Regions from separate parts of the Homo sapiens genome. Here region 2 is linked to region 1. The links are chromatin contacts, found by Hi-C or POLR2A ChIA-PET in ENCODE. All regions are on one chromosome and are shown on one strand. The core of a region is the stretch at or near the end of the contact, and the rest is flanking DNA. Distances in the headings are between cores, read along the strand shown.

Evidence for each region. Hi-C counts contacts between places; a loop is a spot of excess contacts on that map. ChIA-PET counts read pairs that join two places held with the same protein, here RNA polymerase II (POLR2A).
Region 2: a map of CD8-positive, alpha-beta T cell shows a loop between it and region 1 (5-fold over the local background). The contact joins two enhancer-like sites. A Hi-C loop is called at or near these places in 1 of 168 maps with a recorded cell type or tissue (CD8-positive, alpha-beta T cell). POLR2A ChIA-PET finds 5 or more read pairs at or near these places in 3 of 52 experiments (H1, MCF 10A and activated CD4-positive, alpha-beta T cell).

What each region holds. Positions count from the first base shown.
Region 1 is chr14:102,846,642-102,852,027 of GRCh38, reverse strand. All of the region lies in intron 2 of TRAF3 (TNF receptor associated factor 3), which reads right to left. Among named protein-coding and RNA genes, the nearest start is that of TRAF3, 72 kb to the right of the region's middle. Within about 2 kb of position 2,192, at least 15 of the 41 ENCODE cell types and tissues checked have a DNase peak (open chromatin) inside an H3K27ac peak, as active enhancers do.
Region 2 is chr14:103,004,305-103,009,690 of GRCh38, reverse strand. It overlaps CDC42BPB (CDC42 binding protein kinase beta), which reads left to right. Exons shown (of 37, transcript NM_006035.4): 3 at 1,136-1,219. Among named protein-coding and RNA genes, the nearest start is that of CDC42BPB, 51 kb to the left of the region's middle. RefSeq lists an enhancer at 425-719 and a silencer at 425-719. Within about 2 kb of position 2,035, at least 5 of the 41 ENCODE cell types and tissues checked have a DNase peak (open chromatin) inside an H3K27ac peak, as active enhancers do.

The sequences.
Region 1 (5,386 bases), core at 943-3,442:
GCTGGAGTGCAGTGGTGCAAACATGGCTCACGGCAGCCTTGAACTCCCAGGCTGAAGCGATCCTCCTGCCTCAGCCTCCCAACCAGCTGGGACTACAGGCATGCACCACCACACCCCGCTAACTTTTCTATTTTTTGTAGAGACAGGGTCTCGCCATGTTGCCCAGGTAGGTCTCGCCAATGTGGCCCAGACTGGTCTCGAACTCCTGGGCTCAAGCAATCCTCCTGCCTCAGCCTCTTACACGAACCACCCACGAGGCCTGTGATGATAATTTCTTTTTTTTTGAGGCAGAGTCTTGCTCTGTCGCCCAGGCTGGAGTGCAGTGGCGCCATCTCGGCTCACTGCAAGCTCCGCCTCCAGGGTTCACACCATTCTCCTGCCTCAGCCTCCTGAGTAGCTGGGACTACAGGTGCCCGCCACCAGGCCTGGCTAATTTTCTGTATTTTTAGTAGAGACGGGCTTTCACCATCTTGGCCAGGATGGTCTCAATCTCCTGACCTCGTGATCCGCCCACCTCGGCCTCCCAAAGTGCTGGGATTACAGGCCTGAGCCACTGCGCCCGGCCCTGTGATGGTAAATTCTAATCTGTGACCATATCTGGTCCGTTCACACTGAGCTGTGGACAGGCAGGAATCCCGTGTCTTCCACACACAGACCTATCACCAGAAGTGGCAAGAAATAAGTGAGATTGCATATTTGGAAGGATTGTAAAAACCTTTGATTAGATTTCTTGATTTAAACATAAATACCTTTACTTCACTTGCTTATATATGGGTATAAAAATAGTTAAGTTCTATTTTTATCCTAAAATTTAGATATGACAATTATAAGTTAATGGCAATTCTACAATATTTATAATAATTATTGTGCTGATAAAGAAAAATTATGCAAATTCAGTTAAATGCATTAAAGATGGTATTTGAGGCAACTTTTAGTAACTTGCCAATTAATGTTTGGCATCCTGATTTGGGGGAGCAGCTTGCAGGTTCCAATGCCCAGATGCTGGACACATGCGCCTCTGGTTAGCACGGCAATCATACACATGCTGGGAATCTGAGGCCACTGCCTATTTAATAGCCCACTGCCTATCCTCACTGAGCATCAGGTTTGAGAAGATGTTTGCTTCCACACAGAGAGAAATGTACTGCTGAATGGCAACAACAGATCCACTAAGCAAAGACAGTGCTAAGAAAATTACAATGAAGGGAATTGTGTGACTAAAAAATGGCACCTATGCCAGTGCACTTTGAGCTAAGGAAGGGCCAAGACCAGAAACTACCAGGAGCGCAGCATCTGGCACTCTGAGCGCTGTAACTTTTTTTTTTTTTTTTTTTTTTTTAGACGGAGTCTCACTCTATCGCCCAGGCTGGAGTGCAGTGGCGCAATCTTGGTTCAATCCTACGCCTCCCAGGTTCAAACGATTCTCCTGCCTCAGCCTCCTGAGTAGCTGGGATTACAGGTGTGTGCCACCATGCCCAACTATTTGTATTTTTAGTAGAGACAGGGTTTCACCATGTTGGCCAGGCTGGTATTGAACTCCTGACCTCAAGTGATTCACCCATCTCGGCCTCCCAAAGTGCTGGGATTACAGGTGTGAGCCAGCACGCTCGGCCTGCAATTCTTATTCTGCAGTCTTCTTTAAGCAGAATTTTTACTCTATTACTTTACTTACTGTTTGCTACAGTCTTAGACATGAATTTACTGTATTTTGAGGTCTTGTTTTTAGCTAAATGAAAGGCATCTCTAATTATTTAAGAAAATTCTTTCATAAAAGTTTAGTTTGTAGTCAGCTACTCAGGAAGGCCCTCACTCACAGCTGAGGCATATCCATACCTAGTACAGCAAAGAGGTGGACTGGATTCCTTTCACTTTCTTCTATGCCTCCATTACCCTAATGATTTGTTTTATGTTCCCCAGTTCCATGATTTTAGTTGAGTTACACTGTAATTAGAATTTAAAAACTGGAAACAAAAGTACATCTGCTGACAAAAGGGTGCTCCAAGAGCTGGAAAGCCCGGGGAAAACCAAAAAAGGGAAGCATCAGATAAACAAAGCAAAAGGCTCCTGCCGCAAGAAAGCACAAAACACGACACACATGGAGAAAAGCAGCTCAACATCAAGCCCAGCAGGGCAATTAAAGGTATCGTCCAAGTGATGCCAATAAAGGGAGAAGGGCAAAGATCACGAACAGACAGGTGTGCCCTGCTGATAAGAAAGCTTTCTGAAAATCCACATTCATGCAAACATTTCAGCATACTGACTCTGTTCCTGGTACCTGATGCCAAATGTTCCACTGCGGGAGAGGGCCCACAGTCAGCATCCTGGGCAAGTAACAGGAGGCTGGATTCTTACCAGACAGGCAGGCAGAACACAGTCACACATGAAAAGCCCCCTTAGGACAGGGAGGGAGAGACACACAGACCAAGTGACTCAGGCAGACTCCTAGGAAAGAACCTGATTAAATCACAGTATAACACATGGTCTTAAAGCCTTTGAGAAAACAATAGTTATTTGGGGCCCAGCATTGTCAGTATCCCTTGGTTCATAAGAGTTAGGATTTTTAAAAAGTATTCATTCAATCCTTATTATATGCAAAGACACTGTGCCTCTTTTGGCCCACGACCAGAGTCCTGCCATCTGGACAGGAAGCAGCGAGAGGAGCCAAGGGCTCAGTCCACTCGATATGCAACCAAGTGCAGGCAGCACTTCTCCAGATGGAGGCTTCCCCTAGGTCACGCCTGCCACATGGGGCTGGAGCCCCGGGGCTGTATAAGGGGCAGAAGTTGCAAATGTGATAAGGTTCATCTTCCTGGAGTGTCAACTGTATTTGAAGACGTGAAAAGCATAAAACATGGCCATATTGAGAAGCAGATTATAATGTTTCGATCAATTGTTAGAATAAAACATGAGATTTCAAAAAACACTAGATCTGCCAGGCGCCATGGCTTAAGCTTGCAGCATACTTTGGGAGGCGGAGGTGGGAGGACTGCTTGAGGCCAGGAGTTCAAAACCAGCCTGGGCAACATAGCAAGACCCCATGATTTTTAAATAAAAAAGACAAAAGGAAAAAACAACAACAACAACACTGGATCTCACATCAGTGCAGATGTGTGCCTCCTGGTGAGGGCATCACGCACCTCTGAAGTACCTGTGCTGAAAGGCTGAGCCAGAAAGCGATCGAGCCTCTATATCCACCCACAGGCAGAAGAACATGTCCAGTGGAAACAGCAAAGGCCAGAATGAGGGAACTTCTGACTACTGAACAATCAGCCTGGATTTTCCAACAAATAAAATGCAAGGAAAAAAGGGATGGGGAAAAGTATTCTATTGATTAAGAGACTTAACAGACCTATCAGTTAACTGCAATTATTTGGACGCTGCTTCAAACAAACTAAAAATACCAGAGACTATTGGAGAAAATTGAATGGTACTATTATGAGATCATGATTATAAATGAAATTTAAACAGCAGTTTTCTTGACACTTTTCAATTTATCAAAAATAGCTATGTATTAAATCTCACTTTGGATGCAAACATTTCAAACTTCTTATACTTATTTTTAACATTCTAACATATGAAAGATTATTATTATGTTTTAAAGGGACAGGGTCTTGGTCTATGGCCAGCCTGGGCAGCAGTGGCATGATCCTAGCTCACTGCAGCCTGGAACTCCTGGGCTCAAGTGATCCGCCTGCCTCAGCCTCCCATGTAGCTGGGACTACAGGCACACACCACCACCCCCAGTTAATTATTTTATTTTTTTAGACAGAGTTTCACTGTGTTGCCCAGGCTGGTATCGAACTCTTGGGCTCAAGAGATCCTCCCACCTCAGCCACTCAATCACAAGTTAGAGACTGAAACACAGAGTAATTTCTTTTCTTTCAAACTCCTAGAGAAAGATGTTAAGGAGCAAATAGTTCTTGTATCAAAAAATGCAATACTCCATGAGGCAGGTCACACCCCCAGGCTGCCTGTGCCTTCCTTGCAGTGGGGAACCTTCTAGGGAAGGGTAGGGCCGAGAGATTTTGGAAAGTAGGCCTTGGACAAAGAGATGCAGGCCACTACTCTTGGTTTTCCAACTTATTCACTCATTCCTGGGCCATGAGGTATGACGTCTATTATTTTCAGTTTAATACTGGTTTGAAAAAAAATGAAAAATAAAAATAAGGTCAGACACAAACCAAACCAAAGTGCCATGTATATAGAAAGTCAAATACATCTGCTGAAGAATGAAATTGCTAAAGCCAAAAATGAATATGTTCAGGATGTTTTAAAATTTAATTACTTGATTTTTATGCAAGATGAAAAAGTAACAGCTGAAGAAAGAAATCTACACAAATTAAGTTTTTTAGTGGCATACCTGTGTGTCATATGTTTTAAGGAGATATATGGAAGCTTGATCAGGAAGGAAGGACTTCAATAAAAAAAGGAGCAAAGCAACGCCAACCTTATCCTTCTTTAATTACTGTAGTGGAGTCCCTTACCCAGAAAATAATAATAGTTGGTCAATTCTCACCTGGAAAATTTTTAGAGCTTTTAAAAATGAAATTTCAAGGCCAGGCGCAGTGGCTCATGTTGTAATCCCAGCACTTTGGGAGGTCGAGGAGGGTGGATTGCCTGAGGTCAGGAGTTCGAGACCAGCCGGGCCAATATGGTAAAACGCCATCTCTACCAAAAATACAAGAATTAGCTGGGCGTGGTGGCACACACCTGTAATCCCAGCTACTTGGGAGGCTAAGGCAGGAGAATAGTTTGAACCCAGGAGGCGGAGGCTGCAGTGAGCTGAGATCATGCACACCACTGCACTCCAGTCTGGGCGACAGAGCGAGACTCCATCTCAAATAAATAAAAATGAAATTTCAAAAGGTAAATTTCTATAATATGAATAAATTTAAGATAAAACATGATTAACTACTGTATATGCATGTGCTTTGGGGATTTTCCACATTTTTTTAATGGAACATGCACTATAAAATCTGATTATTTTAAAACTGCTTTTACTATGAGGTATTACTTACTTATAGAAAAGCATAGAAAACATATGTATACCGTTTCATGAAGTTATTACATAAATACCAGTCCAACTACCACCAAGGGATGGAGCATTGCCAGAACTCCAGAAAGGCTGGGTGCCTCTATCTGACCCCAAAACCCTTCCACCACATACGTAAGTAAGTACTAGCTTTAACAAAATGATTTTGTTTGATTTGTTGACGCAGCATCTTGCTCTGTCACCCAGGCTGGAGTGCAGTGGTGCAACCACAACTCACGGCAGCCTCGACCTCCCAAACTCAGGCAATTCTCCCATCTTAGCCTCCCAAGTAGCTGGGACCACAGGAGGATGCCACCGTGTCCGGAAAATTTTTTTTTTTTTTTTTTTTTTTTT
Region 2 (5,386 bases), core at 786-3,285, 160 kb before region 1:
GAGAGGCACACCAGGGCAGAGAGACGACCAAGGGAAATGAAGGAATGAGAGAGAAAATTGTTTTAACAGAATGGTTTACGGTTATTTTTAGTACTCTTTTTTGCCAAAAACTTAATGCAAAACTCAGTTTTGTGTGAGTTTCAAAGAAGATAACATTGATCGCTTTTTGAGCTCCTCTGATTGAAGGGAGCCTGTCCTTTCCATGCGGCCTTTGCTTCTTGGATTCCCTCCTTGGTCTTGTTCCCTTGGAGCCTCAGAGTCCATATCTGTACAAGATGGATTTTAGAAATCCCCCGCAGCTGGGGTCGCTGTGAGGGTGAAGTGGGGGTGCGGATGCGCGGCTCAACACCGTCTCTGGCACGCAGAATGTGCCTGGTGAATGGCAGCTCTCACAGTGACTCTACGATGTGACTGTGTGGTATTTGATGTTAGAAACAGGCAGGTAGATGATACTGCCATTTAAGACCTCTTCAGGCCATGGCTGCTGCAGGCACGGGGACATGCTGGCTGCTTGCCATTGGCAGCCAGAAGGTATGGAAGCCGCTGTCACTGCCAGTGAGTAGCTTACAGGAAGTGCTGAGTTGGAGACTTGGGCCCGTGTGTGAGTGACTTACGTAGGGTGGAATGCACCAGACAATGGTGCAGACATCTTGACGGGTGTTGGTAGTGATGGCAGAGCTTATTCAAGATTTGGTAGAAACTGGAAAGTCCAAGAGGACTTCCTGAAGGAGGTGGCACTTGAATTGTTCTTTAAAGAATGTGGCTGGTGGCCGCGCGCTGAGTGCTGACTGTGCCCCACAGTGTGCTGGGCACATTAACTGTCAGTGCTCATGGGTCCTCATAGGTGTCTCAGGAGTCCGGTCCTGCCATTAACCTCCTGTAGTGGTGGAACCCGAGCCATAAAGGGGTGAATTTGCAGGAGTGAAACTCCGGAGCCCACGTGGCCGGTCCCTTTCTCTGTGAAGAAAAGGTTCTTGATGCAGGAACTGGCACATGCTAGGTGGGAAACTTGGCTTTCGGTCACTGCTGGTTTCACAGGCTCCTGGGCTGTTAGGATTTCACTACAGTTTAGCTCCAGCGTGCTAGCCTTTTGTTCAAGAACCGCATCTTTGTTCAACTCACATTTGCACTGCAGGTTGCTGTTGTCAAAATGAAGAATACTGAACGAATTTATGCAATGAAAATCCTCAACAAGTGGGAGATGCTGAAAAGAGCAGAGGTAAGTATGGAGCTTGAAAAGCCATACAAATGGGGCTTGGGGTGAGCAGAAAGTGACTGTGAAGCCAGCTGGGGAAAAGCTGCAGCCACCCCACAGCCCTGGGCCTCCCTGCCCCCCGGACAGAGCGAGCACTCTCTTTTGAGGAGGTCTCAGTCTCCTCCCTGGCGCCTGCTGCTCCCCGCCTCAGCGACCACTTGCTTGCTGGACACTGTTCCTGAGAGTGCACCCTCGAGAATGTTGGCGGGTCCTGTTTACTGTAAAGGCAAATAAAAAGCATCGGGAGAGTTTCAGCATTGATTGCAGTTCTGCTCCATACACAAAAGGAATTAACACGTTTGGACCCTGCTCACATACAGAATAGGTCTTTAGATTCCCACCTAGAGGATCCTCACGATTAGAAATGAAGTGGACCACTGCCCAGCAGGCTTTGATCAGCTCCTTTTTCTTAGTTCCGTGTCAGTCTTCTTGGTGGCCATTCCATGCCTCTGACCCCACCTCTACAGCCGCGTGCTCTGCCATTGGTCTCCCTCCTGCCTGCCTAAGGCAGGCCAGGCCTGCTGGGGAGCCCACGCTTTTCCTCTCTGGCCATCTTGAGTTTCTGTCCTCACCCGCCCTGTTGTCTTCCCCTCCCCTGCACTCAGAGCCCAGGCCCTTCCTGGCCAGTTGACCTGCTTCCTGCTTCAGATCTGCTCCGTCCATCATGCTCCATCCTCTCCCGTGACTCCCGCCTCTGCCAGAAGGCACTTGGCAGTCCCCTCCTTGCAGGCTGCCATTCATCACAATGGTTTGCTGTGGCCCCGTGTGTCTCTGACCCGCCCTGAGCGAGGCCTGTGCCTGGCAGCGCTGCGGTGGCTCTAGGCTGCTCAGCCCTGCGGTCAGCGCTTGCTTCTGGAGTTGAACCTCTCGACGTGGCCACCTCCTCATTTTGGGAAGTCCTTCTTGGGTTTCTAGACCCTCTCCTCTTACTCCTCTCACCCTTCTAGTAATTTGAGGTGACGCTTTCCTCTTTGGTCCTGGAATTTGTGCCTGTGCTGCCCATGATGGTTGCCACCTTGGGCCGACAACAGTACAACCATCGATTCGGGCCAGATCTCTCTGGGGCCCTGGGTTTTATTAACTTGGTGGGTGTTATCGGTTCCTCGTGACTCAGTCATTCTGGCTTTTCCCTCCCCCGCTCTGCACCCATTTCCCCTTTCCCTGCTATGGCACCCAGCACAAGGTCTCACAACCATTTGTTGCTCACTGAACGCGTGTTGGTTGACAGAGTTAGCACCATTTTGTAGTTACCCTGGTCTCAAAATGTCGGTGGCCTGTGATTGCTTCGGCCCCCTGGGTCTCCCAGCTTCTGGGGTGTACACGGTCTCCCTTCCTTCTTTGGGAGAAGCCTTTGCTCTCTTTTCCTCCATCTTCACTCAGTCATCTCACTGTGTGCTTCCGCTGGGCCTGCCCTCAGCCCCAGCAGCCCTTTCCCCGCCCCAAACAGTGGCAAACACAGGAATGTTATTGGAGCAAATTTTTAGGGGAAAAAGTAGCTACTGTTACATGAAAGTGTAGAGAGGTATCAGGTGTTTGGTATTTACCTAAATGTCATGGTGGATGAGTACATTTAAAAAGAGTAAATATTGCTGATTTAATTTGAATCTGGTGACACAGATCCAGTTTAATTGGCATGCTCAGAAAAGCTCAAGAATGTTTGCCAGTCGCGGTGATTATACTAGAGTATATGTGTGTAAGAGATATAAAAATAAATATGGTGCTAGTTGCAAATAATTTATCTTTTTATTTTTATATCATAGACTTATTTTAAGCATTAAATTTTATAATACTGATTTATAAAAAATTTTCTTAAAAGCATGAATTAAGAGGTTGGTCAGTAGAAGAGTTGCTAAGCAGTGTAGTTTATAATTTTTCTACCAGGCAAGGTCTTTATTTCATCTTACTTGGTTAAAAAATACTAAAAGTTTCTCTCTCTGCTCCTTAAACAAAACTGCTGGATAATACATAAGTTTCCTGTCAGCAGGTCACCTTGCAGGCAGTCCCCAGTTTAAGAATGGGTTTTTCCTAAATGCTCTGGGCAGCTAGCTGCCAGGCAGAGCTTCAGGGAGCGTCTCCTGGAGGCGTTGGCACAGGTGCCGCAGATCCTCGGGGCAGCCCCGGCCTCCTGAGCCCACGGTCTCACCTCACCTGGGACTCAGCACTCCATCACCATTTCTTTTTGGGGGCGCGTTCTGGAAGACAGGAGGTCAGGCACACTGAGGCTCAGGTTTTCTTTAGTTGTCCCTTCACCAGGCCCTTGTGGCTGAGGTGGCTGTTGGCAGAGGGGTTGTGATGATTCCAGAATTGCTGGTCTCTGCATGTCTGGACATTAGCAAGCTGAATGTTGACCGCTTGTCATGTTGTCATTAGTAGAACTGGGACACAGCTGCAACAGCCATCTTTTTTTTTTTTTTTTTTTTGAGACGTCTCTCCCTGTCGCCCAGGCTGGAGTGCAATGGCACGATCTTGGCTCACTGCGACCTCGGTCTCCTGCGTTCAAACGATTCTCTGCCTCAGCCTCCCGAGTAGCTGGGATTACAGGCACCCGCCACCACGCCTAGCTAATTTTTGTACTTTTAGTAGAGACGGGGTTTCACCATGTTGGCCAAGCTGGTCTTGAACTCCTGACCTCGCGATCCGTCTGCCTCAGCCTCCCAAAGTGCTGGGATTACACGCGTGAGCCACCGTGTGCAGCCAACCATTTCATTTTGAAAGAAAAACTTTTTTTTTCTTGTTTTAGAGACAGGGTCTCACTCTGTTACTCTGTTGTACAGGCTGGAGTACAGTGGCATGATCTCAGCTGGGCTCATCGATCCTCCCACCTCAGCCTCTTGAGTAGCTGGGACTGCAGACGGGTGACACCACACCCGGCTAATTTTTAAGATTCTTTTGTAGAGACGGAGTCTCACTATGTTGCCCAGGCTGGTCTCAAACTCCTAGGCTCAAGTGATCCTCCCGCCTTGGCCTCCCAAGGTGCTGGGATTACAGCGTGAGCCACCATGGCCAGCCTGAAAGGAAAACTTTTTAAAGTTTAGAAAAGAAAACCTTGTAGAAGAAATAAGTTTCAGAGGTCACTGTGAGACTCAGCTGAGAGCCGGTCAGAACTGTGCCCTCGTGCCTCACATAGCAAGCTCTCCGTAATGTACTTATATTTTTGTTAAGCTTGACAAGTTCAAATGTAAGACAGTTTGAATCTTGTTCTGTGCTCAATAAAGAGGAAATCATGTTAAAATTATGCCAAAGGCCTGTTGACTTTTTTTTTTTTTTTGAGACAGAGTCTCGCTTTGTCGCCCAGGCTGGAGTGCAGTGGCATGATCTCGGCTCACTGCAAGCTCCGCCTCCTGGGTTCATGCCATTCTCCTGCCTCAGCCTCCCGAGTAGCTGGGACTACAGGCGCCCACCACCACACCCAGCTAATTTTTTTGTATTTTTAATAGAGACGGGGTTTCACGGTGTTAGCCAGGATGGTCTTGATCTCCTGACCTCGTGATCCACCCACCTCGGCCTCCCAAACTGCTGGGACCACAGGTGTGGGCCACCGTGACCAGCCATTTTTTTTTTCTTTTTGAGATGGAGTCTGGCTCTGTCGTCCAGGCTGGAGTACGGTGATGCAATTTTGGCTCACCGCAACCTCCGCTTCCTGGGCTCAAGCAGTTCTCCCCCCTCAGCCTCCCATGTAGCTGGGATTACAGGCACCTGCCACCACACCTGGCTAGTTTTTCTAGTTTTTAGTAGAGACAGGGTTTCATCATGTTGGCCAGGCTGGTCTTGAACTCCTGACCTCAGGTGTGAGCCACCGTGCTCGGCCAGGCCTGGTGACTTTTAAACGGAGATGCCACCTGGGCATTAAAACTCTTTTGGAAGACGTAGCAGGGTAGAGGGCAGCCTCTTGCCCTGTGCTGCTGGCTGTAGGCCTCCCTAGTGGAATCTGTGACAATTGTGTCATCACTATACTGTGATTTCAGCAAACGTGTGCGCCTTCTGCCAGCTGCACAGCAGCTCAGTAGTGGGTATAGGACGGAGAGGGCAGACACGTGGGGCTGCCCATGCCATCGATACTTGGCAGAGGTTGATCTGGTAGAGGAGTCAGGAGGTGCCAGGTGGGAGGAGCCCAGTCAGGAATCCACATAA